Linked DNA regions of Homo sapiens: region 2 is linked to region 1. The links are chromatin loops, found by intact Hi-C in ENCODE. Cell type or tissue: GM12878. All regions are shown on one strand. Each heading gives the region's core, and the rest is flanking DNA. Links, peaks and the distances in the headings are about the cores only.

What was found. Hi-C counts contacts between places; a loop is a spot of excess contacts. Peaks named below come from ENCODE experiments on the same cell type or tissue, not always from the same donor. Only the 100,000 strongest peaks of a DNase experiment are listed, where the experiment ranks them.
Region 2: it touches region 1 in a loop (3-fold over the local background); 3 of 110 quality-filtered maps call a loop at or near these places.

Annotation. Positions count from the first base shown.
Region 1 is chr7:112,450,229-112,455,612 of GRCh38, reverse strand. It overlaps IFRD1 (interferon related developmental regulator 1), which reads right to left and starts at 5,153. Exons shown (of 12, transcript NM_001550.4): 1 at 4,831-5,153. The coding sequence starts at 4,924. LOC128031837 reads right to left here and starts at 5,126. Exons shown (of 1, transcript NM_001414739.1): 1 at 4,968-5,126. The coding sequence starts at 5,126. The coding sequence ends at 4,968. RefSeq lists enhancers at 4,309-4,428, 4,549-4,598, 4,839-5,128, 4,428-5,245, 5,246-5,384. In GM12878, for the core only: a CTCF peak has its summit at 2,930 (motif pointing right); DNase peaks (open chromatin) are centred at 4,163, 4,682 and 5,212; H3K4me3 peaks cover 3,641 bases; H3K27ac peaks cover 1,930 bases.
Region 2 is chr7:112,769,796-112,775,179 of GRCh38, reverse strand. TMEM168 (transmembrane protein 168) reads left to right here. Exons shown (of 5, transcript NM_022484.6): 3 at 1-4; 4 at 2,125-2,399. Among named protein-coding and RNA genes, the nearest start is that of TMEM168, 18 kb to the left of the region's middle. In GM12878, for the core only: no CTCF peak of the experiment used is centred there; no DNase peak of the experiment used is centred there.

The sequences.
Region 1 (5,384 bases), core at 373-5,372:
CTTAAATATTCTTAAACTAAGTTCACCTAATTACGTATTTCAAAGGACCAATGATACATCAACTATACGCATCAGTCCTCTAACAAGAGGCATTCTTTTTTTTGTTTTGTTTTGTTTTTTTTGTTTTTTTGAGACAGAGCCTCCCTGTCGCCCTGGCTGCAGTGCAGTGGCACAATCTTGGCTCACTGTAACCTCCACCTCCTGGGTTCGAGCAATTCTCCTGCCTCGGCCTCCTGAGTAGCTGGGATTACAGGCGCACACCACCACGCCTGACAAATTTTTTGTGTATTTTTAGTAGAGACAGGGTTTCACCATGTTGGTCAGGCTGGTCTCGAACTCCTGACCTCGTGATCCACCCACTTCGGCCTCCCAAAGTGCTGAGATTACAGGTGTGAGCCACTGAGCCCAGCCGACGCACTCATTTTTTTATGACACAAAAACTGATACAAAGGTGGGCGCGGTGGCTCCCGCCTGTAATCCTAGCACTTTGGGAGGCTGAGGCGGACAGATCACTTGAGGTCAGGAATTTGAGACCTGCCTGGCCAACATGGTGAAACCCCGTCTCTACTAATACAAAAATTAGCCCGGTGTAGTGGTGCGTGCCTATAGTCCCAGCTACTCGGGAGGCTGAGGCAGAAGAATCGCTTGAGCCTCGGAGGCAGACGTTGCAGTGAGCCAAGATGGTGCCACTGCACTCCAGCCTGGGCGACAGACCAAGACCTTGTCTCAAAAAAAAAAAAAAAAAAAAAAAAAAACTGATATGAAGATGAAATAATTATTTCTAGACCATGATTTCAAATCATGAAGACAATGAAAACAGATCCAGAAATAGTGTTGTATCATAGATAATCATAAGAATAAGACAAATATATTTTCCAATGAGAATGGCTGGACTTAGCAAACATGAACTGGTGAATGGGTTTTTAGGTTACACATGTCTTATGTTAAGGGGAATTAAGGAGTTAAGGCAGGGTAGTTTTAAAGACAACTTGAAGTGAGAGAAGACAAAAAAGGCTTAAAATAGAAGTTTTGGTATTTGATATAGTATAAAAGCCTATCAGATAAACTACCTTTAAGGGAAAGTTTCTACAATGTGCAAGAGTTTAAAAGTACCAATGCTGGCCGGGTGCGGTGGCTCACACTTATAATCCCAGCACTTTGGGAGGCTGAGGCCGGCAGATCACCTGAGGTCAGGAGTTGGAGACCAGCCTGGCCAACATGGCGAAACCCAGTCTCTACTAAAAATACAAAAATTAGCTGGCCCTGGTGGCAGGCGCTTGTAATCCCAGCTAATTGGGAGGCTGAGGCACAGAATCACTTGAACCCAGGTGGCACAGACTGCAGTGAGCCGAGATAGCACCATTGCACTGCCTGCCTGTGGACAAGAGTAAAATTCTGTCTCAAAAAAAAAAAAGTACCAATGCTGTTACTAAAAAAATAAAATCTTCTTTTTAAAAACTAGAATCTTTCTTTAAACTTCATTAACTTCAGGAATAAATATACAGTCACTTAGGGATTTTGTATTAATAAAAGGACTGCCAAGTCATAAACTACAATTCAGCACTGAGTTAAATTAAGTCCCAAATTCTGCCCCAAAAGTGACCGTGAGTCACCTGATTAACCTCTGAACCTAATTCCCTTTCAGTAAAATCAAAGTTCGTATGTTCAAACGTCACCACCTTAACGGTTTTTTTTTAATGCTCCAAATTTAAGCCTGTTACTGTTGGGCTGGATTTTTTTTTTTAACGGAGTTGTCTTTTTTAAAATCAAAACAGAGAATTTAGCAGATTTTTAAATTAACACAGCAAGCAAGTGGCCTTCAGATTTGCTTGCGTGGTGCCAAAGTAGTAAAGCATAAAGATTAAGCAATGAAGCCAAAATCTCAAAATTTCTTGGAGTGCTTAGGACAGGAATAAACAAAGACCTATGACATCACACTCTATTTCTGGATCTATCTTCCTCGTTTTTATGACTGAAGTAATGGCAACAGATGAGTGTCATCTGATTAATTTTATTAACATTTATTCACAAGTCAATTCACAGTTTTTCTTTTTCATAGCCTATTTCTAAGAGTATTCCTCCTATGCAGCTCTTACTCTGCTCCCTTAACTCATCAGTATTAATGATTTCTAAGATTCGAGGGAAAGAAAAAAAATACACATATATATGTATCAAGAAAAAGAACCCTGTATGAATGCCTGATATTTAGGTCAAACTCACCCACCCACACTGTGATCCTAAGTACCACGAAAGAGATGGCACTCTAGGCACATAAAGTACTTATTTCTAGAGGGCTTACTAACAAGGTTTTGTTCTTTCTTAAAAATATTCTCTTTAAATTAAGTGCTATGACATACCTGTATAAAAGAAGTCAATTTTATTAGCTTCCTAAAACTCTCCACTAACATAAAAAAAATAAAGAGTTTAAATAGAAAACTCATTAAAGTAATAATGACAATTTGGTTACATAGTGGAGACCTCATTTGAATCCCATTTCTTTTAGATGTCATTTAAAAATACTAGTTAGGTAAGTGGCTTGTTAAGTAAGCAAAAGTTTGTGTAATTTTCCATCTCTTCTACTCAACTATTATTTATTCATTGTTTATTAAACAAGTAAAACATTCACATAGGACCAAGTTAAAGTTTTAAAAAGTAAATCTCACCCCCATACCTTTCCCCAGCTCCACTTCTGAGGTAACCACAGTTAACAAGTTCTAGCACACACTTCCAAAGATATTCAAAGCATGTATTGTGTTATAAATTAATCAAAGAATTATTTTCCACTTGTTTACATATGCTAAAATTCAGTGATGAAATGGATCTTTTCTACTAAAATAGTGAAAAGGTAGCAGCAATAAAGCTGATGAAAGGTCACAAATGAGCCCTGAAGCAAAATTTAAAAGGCAATCCCCATACAGCCACCAGAGGCCTGTATAGGTACTATAAGCACAAAGAGGGAAGGAGGCTTGCCCAGAAACTTTAGACGGGATTAAAGGTTTGTGCGTGATCTAGGCCATTACTAACATCATTATAACTTTCAAACTTTAGCTTTCAAACTTTTCCATTTCATCAACAAAAGGGTAATAGAATAAAATAAATACCTTCTAGAAAGAATTCAAATGTTTGATTCAGATGAGGAAAAGCTGAAACACAGTGGTAAGAAATATCCTCAGACCAGGCACCGTCCCAGCATTGTGGGAGGCTTAGGCAGGAAGATCCCTGGGGACGAGGGACTCGTGACCAGCCTGGCCAACATAGACCTTGTCTCCACAAAAAATGTAAAAAATAGCCAGGAATGGTGTCACATGCCTGTAGTCCTAGCTACAGGAGGCTGAGGAGGGAGAGCTGCTTGAGCCCAGGAGTTAAGAGGTTGCAGTGAGCTATGATCACACCACACCGCACTCCAGCCTGGGCGACAGAGCCAGACTCCCTCTTTCCCTTAACAAAAAAAAAAAAAGTATCCTCAATTCACATAGAGCAACCAGAGGCCACAATAAATTACATATTTTACATCTTGATAAAGAATGAATTTCATCAACATGGAGAGCATTCAAAATAAAGAGGCACCTAAAAAATGTAAAAAATTGCTGTTTTAAGAATCCCTCCCTATGGTCAATTATTAAATGTTTAATACATGATCACGAGTTTTTGAGCTTTTTTAAATGCCAGTTTCCAATAACCTTTAACAACATAACCCCATATTTACTTTTCTTGTGAACAAAGGCATATCATTCTGAGTGGCAGCCGTGGCAGAGGGGCAACTGTGTCCAAAAATACCTGATGGCTAATAGTTCCAGTGTGATAACGTCGGAGAATACTCCAATATTTAACTCCTGTTTAAATTTCTAAATAAAATATTACCCAGGTTATTTAATACTCGATTTGAGTTTATTGGGGTCTCTCCTAGAAGGGCCTTCCAATTCCAATTGGAATCCTTTTTCTTAACCATATAATAAGTAGAAAACCATAAGTTCAGTTAAGCACCTACTCATCCCACCCAGGAAAAGTTTCAACTTCGTAGCGAGGGCACAATAACCTCAACTTTTAGCCAACTGCAACCTAAGCTCCTCACCACCCTGCCTCTCTGGGGCTCACTGCAGAGAACATATAGAATGCAGCACAAAGGAGAACGCGTTTCTTCCCCCCGTGAGCAGGAGGTCGCCTCGGGTGGTCGCAGAGGTGCTAGAGGTTCAGGGCTTCTGCAGGTGCCAGTTAGGGGAAGGAGCACAGCCTAGGGGGGAGAAAGTGGTCCCCCCGCCTCCGACGCCTTCGCCTGGCCAGGTGGACCTGCGAGACGGAAAGCTTCCCCAGCGCCTCTGCGTCACCCCGGGCCCACCGCGCAAGGCCCAGGCCGCGTGACGCAAGAGCCCGTCCAAACCCGCCGGACGTCTGGCATCCCAGGAGCTCCATGTTGGAGCCAGGGTGTCAAAGGCGGCCAGTGACGGCACGGGCTCAACTCCCCGTTCTTCCCCACCCGTGGTCGGGGAGAGATCGGGCGAGATCGCCGCCGAGAAAGGAACTCTGACAATGGTTCCTTTCCCGCCCAGCTCCCGGTCAGCCCCTGTCCCGACACACTCTCAGGCCCAAGGACCCGTTCCTCCCTGCCCCCACGGCCGGTGCCCAAGAGTCCGGTTCGCACGCCAGATCTAAATCGCGCGAGGAGCAGCGCCCAGGGCACGCTGGGAATTGTAGTTCAGTAGCCAAACCACGCACCCTGGAAATGCAAATGTGTACATCAGAGAAAGAACTACAACTCCCACCGTGCCGAAGCATGGAAGACTCGCCAGCCTGGCCGGCAACTGGGATGCCGGCGGCGGGGATACCCCTTACCTGCTGTCGCCGCCGTCGCTGCGGCTGCTCCTGACCCGCCGCCGCCAGCACTGCTACCGCGGTGGGGAGTGTTCCGCTTCTTGTTCTTCGGCATCGTGGGACGCCCGGTGCCGCCCAGAGTCGGAGCTTAGCGAGGATCAGCCGATGGAGCTGCACTTTTTACTCGTGCGTCTGTGCGGCGGGCGGCTGAGAGGCGAGTCTTCGGCTAACAACAGAGTCGAGAAGCGGCGGGGGTAAGAGTGGGCGGTGGCGGCAGCAGAAATCCCCGTGAAGAGCTGTGATCGAAAACGATACATGTTTCTCTCTAGCGCGGGAGCTAAGGCGGGGCAGGGGAGGCCACGACGCCTTAAGTAGCAATACCGCCACCTGACGTCACTCTGTGGGCGGGGCTTGAGCGCTTCCCAACCAATCCCTGCACACCTCCCCACTGGACGCCTCCGTCGGGCGGGGCGCGGATCCTACCTACAAATCCCATGCGGCCAGTCTTCCGTCCGCGCCCAGGGAGCCTGTCTTCGTGGCCTCACTGAATTCTGGGAAACGTAGTAAGGCTGGGG
Region 2 (5,384 bases), core at 170-5,169, 320 kb before region 1:
GCAGGTACAGTAATCTAGTATAGTTAGTGATAACTATTCACTTCATAACATTTTCTTAATATTTATATGAATAAAATATAGCTCCTTTTCAAAACTGTTTTCAAAATATAACTTGTGCATTTCTTCCAAATTTTTAACAAACTTTATTCCAAGTGATAATATCTTCAGAGTTAAATTGAAATATTTTGATAAATATGATAAGCTTATATTTTAGCTAGAAACCAGAAAATATTCATGAATAACTTTTCTAAGGAAAGATCTTACCCTAAAGGGAATATTTTGTTAAGAAAGTGTCCTCTGGCTGGTCGTGGTGGCTCACACCTGTAATCCCAGCACTTTAGGAGGCCGAGGCGGGCGGATCACCTGAGGTCAGGAGTTCGAGACCAGCCTGGCCAACATGGTGAAACCCCATCTCTACTGAAAATACAAAAATTAGCCAGGTGTGGTGGCAGGTACCTGCAATCCCAGCTACTCAGGAGGCTGAGGCAGGAGAGTCACTTGAACCTGGGAGGCGGAGGTTGCAGTGAGCTGAGATAGGGCCATTGCTCTCCAGCCTGGGGGATAAGAGCAAGACTTCGTCTCAAAAAAAAAAAAGGAAAAAAGCAAAAGAAAGTGTCCTCTGAAGCAACATAGTGAAATATAGTAAAACGTGCTCTGGGCCTGAGAGGCTGGAGGTCTAGTTCTTTGTTACCTTTGGTACACTATAACTACTCTGAACCTTATTATCTGTCTTTGCCTAAAATGTATATAGTGATAACTCTTCTGTTCATCTGACAGGAATGGTATGAAGCACTAAAAAAAAAAAAAAAAAAAAAAAAAATGTAAAAACACTCTGCACACTGAAAAATGCCATACAAATACTAGGAATTCAGAGGATTGGCAGTGAAGTTTAATAAATGTTTATTGCAGTTTTATTCCAAAATAACTTTTACCCACAAAGGTGGTGACATCTGTATAAATCTGTAAATGTTGCTACATTTTGATTTTTATTTTATAGCTAACTACCTTTAAAATAATTCTTTGCCATAAATGAATTCTGATGACAGTTTTCATCACACTTTCCCTGGGGGAGAGGAGAGTGGAAGTAAAGTTTTTTCCCAATTTCAAGTATTTGACATAAAAATCTCCAAATAGACTATTTGTAGGAAATATTTTCCTTCGTTAAAGACTTAATACAAAGTTGAAGGTTTAAGAACTGAAGGAAACAGATTTGGAAATGTCACATAAAGTGAGAAATGACAACCTTGTAGAAAGAATGTGTGGAAATAGTAATATGCACAGTTAGATATTTATTCCATTGTAATTTTTTTAATGTATTCCTTACTCTTTTGTGACTGTAATGAAAAAAAGTTAGTAGAATAGTACTGATGATATATGAAGCAAAATCTAACGTTTTCAAAAATCCCGATAGAAATCCCTTTTCTGGATAGGAATGATGATTTTTTCTTTCTCAATATTAATGGTATTTTGCTAGTTATAAGACTTGCTTTATCATCTTTGTACTAGAGTACCATTTTATATTTGTTCTAGGAGTAAATCTAAGTCTTCAACTAGTGTCCAGTGGTATAAAGCAATGGACCTAAATTTTAATAACTTTTTAAATGCCTATTAATAGATAATTTCTTCTATTATTTATGTACCTTAAGTTAATAAAATTTGAACACAATTTTATTGACTATTTTTCAATACAGAAGTAAATATATAATTAAAATATTGCTTTTTTATTTTGTGTTATAATATTTTTAAAGAAGTTTTTTTAATAGTCCCCACCCAGATGTTCTTGAAACAGTGTAATCCTGCTTTTAAAAAACCTTGTCCAATATTTGTCATGTAAGAAAATACGAATAAGGAACAAAGAGTAATACTATCTACATTTGGAGACATTATCCCAGCTTTTAATTTGATTATTGTTTTAATGATAGTAAATATAATATTTAGAAACCAGGTTTTGATTTTCTAAGCTTAATTCTCAGTACTATAGGAATTTTAGAAAGGGTGATTTTTTACAAAAATCCTGCCACTTAGCAGCAACTATATTATAACTGATTCTTAGATAATCAGTTACAAATGACAGATGAGAATGTGATATAGAATGAGTACTTCTTGTTTTTTCTCCTACTTCAGTCCTGATGGTCAGCCAACACTGCTTCCCCCAGAACATGTACAGGAGTTAAATTTGAGGTCTACTGGCATGCTCAATGCTATCCAAAGATTTTTTGCATATCATATGATTGAGACCTATGGATGTGACTATTCCACAAGTGGACTGTCATTTGATACTCTGCATTCCAAACTAAAAGCTTTCCTCGAACTTCGGACAGTGGATGGACCCAGACATGATACGTATATTTTGTATTACAGTGGGCACACCCATGGTACAGGAGAGTGGGCTCTAGCAGGTAAACTCACCTTTGGCAGTTTCACTATTGTAAAGATACACATGTATATGTAGAAATCTGTACTTCACACACAGTCGTTAAATTTCCAGGATTCTTAGTTTACTGAACTATGCATATGACTCTAATTTGTTTTTCTTTGCTCTAGCATACCTGTTTAGCCTAATTTAATCTCTAATGATAAGATTGGGAATTACGTCTTATAGTGATTAGAAGGAAAAAAATGCTTTGAGACTTACAGTTTCCCTTAAAATATTTTCAGAATTGCTAAACATATTTTTCAGAAGCTGATAAACTCCTTTGACTAGTATCTTTAAGTTTTTAAATGTTATGGATGCAGATTTCAGTAGTCCTTCACATCTGTAGTTTTATTTATGTTATAAAGCTCACCAAAATTTTAAACAGCAGATCATGTAGTATGGTGGGAGTAGCACTTAGGTCAGGAGACCTTGGTTCTGGTCCTAATTTGCCACAGCTGTGTTATTTTAGGCAAGTTAGTTAACTTCTGTTGGCTTCAATTTTCTCATCTGTAAAATAAGGGGGTAATTGTAAATGACCATTGAGTTTTATTCTAAGGTACAAAATTCTGTAGGGATTTTTTTGCATTTGAAAAAACATAAAATAACTTTGGTTTGCATGCATTATGGGAAATAGAAAACTTCTTAGTTATTGCCAAGAGAGAAATGAGATCTCTTTATATCATATATAAATTTGTCAGTCTTTCCAACTATTAATAGAGAGAAAGTCAAGGGCTTTGTTTTATCAACTGTTACTTGTTTAGGACCTATAACAGAGCCCAATACATAGTAGAGGATCCTTAAGTAGCTGATAGATAGATGAAATCATTGAATAAATCATTAAAAAAGGTAATTTTCTTATTTTAGATTAGAAATAGTTATTTTAGATTTAATTACATGATTTTTTTTTCCATAAAAGTGTAGATGTTTTAAACCAAGAATATATAAATAATAAAATAGTCATAAATAAAGTGGAAACATTCAGGATAAAGAAAAAGATAAATAGAAGTAGTATGGAAGGACAGAGGCAGAGTTGCCAATATAAGAACTCCAGAAAGAGACAAACAAAAAGGTTAAGGTAGAGATGATTTTAAACTAGCATGATCTCATTGATTTCATGCCAGATTTGTAACTGAGGTTTTTATCATAAGGAGAAATATTTTTTTGAAATTTTTCTTTTTTGCAAATAAATATTGAATAACTCAGTGGCCTTCTAGTAGAAAGACAAGCTAATATTTATTGGGTACATTTTAAGCATCAGCTTACTGTACTTAGTACCTTACACACATTGTTAATCTTTATGTGAAATCCTTTGAGATAGATACCATCACTTCTGTTATCTTCATTTTTCAAACGATGAAATGGAAATTGAAAGTTGTTATGTAACTTATCTGTGGTCATACCACTATGTGATAGAACCATGATTTAAGACCAGATCTGCCTGATTCCTAAAGTGTATTTTTCCCCCCACTCTACCATGTTGCCTCCAAGGGTGAAAGCCATGATGATAAAGGAATGGCATGTTCTGGTTAAGTGGATATTTTTGTTAACATGGGTCACCCATTTCAAAACATTAGAATGTACAAGACTAAAAGATGCACTGAACATTAAAACTAATTGAATATAGTTTATAAAATCATTTACTTGACCTATAACTTTTTAATTACAACGTAGAAAGCATCTTTTTAACCTTTATGGCTACTTCAGTTTCAGGTAAAGTATAACGTTCTGTGTATTCCAACTCAGAGCACAAGAGAAAGCTTTTAGTCAATTAAAATAGCCTTTACAGAAATAGAATTTTAGATCTAAAAGCAGAGATTGCTGAAACTTACTATAATCCTTATGATAATAAACTCTACCCAGATCAAATGGAAAAAACAGGGCTAATTTTTGGTGGCCATGCATATATCCCTAGTTATTTTAAAGTGTTAGAGTAATTTTAGAAGTAAGCTTTTTATGTGTGTTTATATGAAGGATTTATTACTTAATAGAAACACTTTTCAAAAAGTTTGCATTTTTCTTAAGTAATTTAAAATTCATTAAGTATTTCTTAAAGATAGCTATGGAAATCAATTCTAGATGTTCATTTACTAATACTTATATCAGCTTTTTATTTTTCTAAGAAAAGTAAAAACACTAAGATAAACACACACACACATATATATATCTCTCGCAGTTTTTCTAAATTTTCATTCACTGTTAGGAATAATTTTTGAAGACTTTAAGAACACTAAAATAGAGTTGTATTTTAGGTAAATGTTTAGCAGTTACATTCTAGAATGATGTCTTTATAATTTTTTTGAAGTATGCTACCAGTAAATTGACCGTTACAGAATTCCTCTGTTAGCTAAGATTTGTTCTTGTGTAACTTTGAGGCTTATTATAAGAAGTTTAAAAAAAAGAGAGAGAAAGCATACTGATCTCCCTTCCCTGAGAAAGGTAGATTTTATCTTATAATTCAGCAACTGCATACTGTCATGCATGGCCTGAGGCATCTCGCATACTTGTGGGTAGTCAGGTTGAACCAGGCCCAGAAAAGCCCGCTTTTCAGTTAGTTCATGCCCTGGCCTGCTTTAGACGTAGTCCTCAAGGGCTGATTCTGCCTCACAAATAGTATTGAATATCTCTGCTCTGAGGAAAATACTTTCATCTATTCCAAATTAAGTGACAAAGAGCTTTAAGCTCTGCTAATTTATTAATAGTTGGGGATTTTTTGTTTTGTTTTTTGTTGTTTTTTCAGCAAACTTTGAAATAGGAAACATCACAACTGGATTTTACTTGGGTTAGCAAGTTGATAGCAGGCCCAGTATTAATATCGCTGTGGGAAAGAGAATCTATATTTGCCCTTTATCCCATACCTTCACTCACAGTAGTTAGAATATGTAGTCTTCTTATATTTATGGAGTTTCATGATATGGAACCTAATATTTTTGCCTCTGCTTGAGGATAGAAAACAATTATGGTAATTACA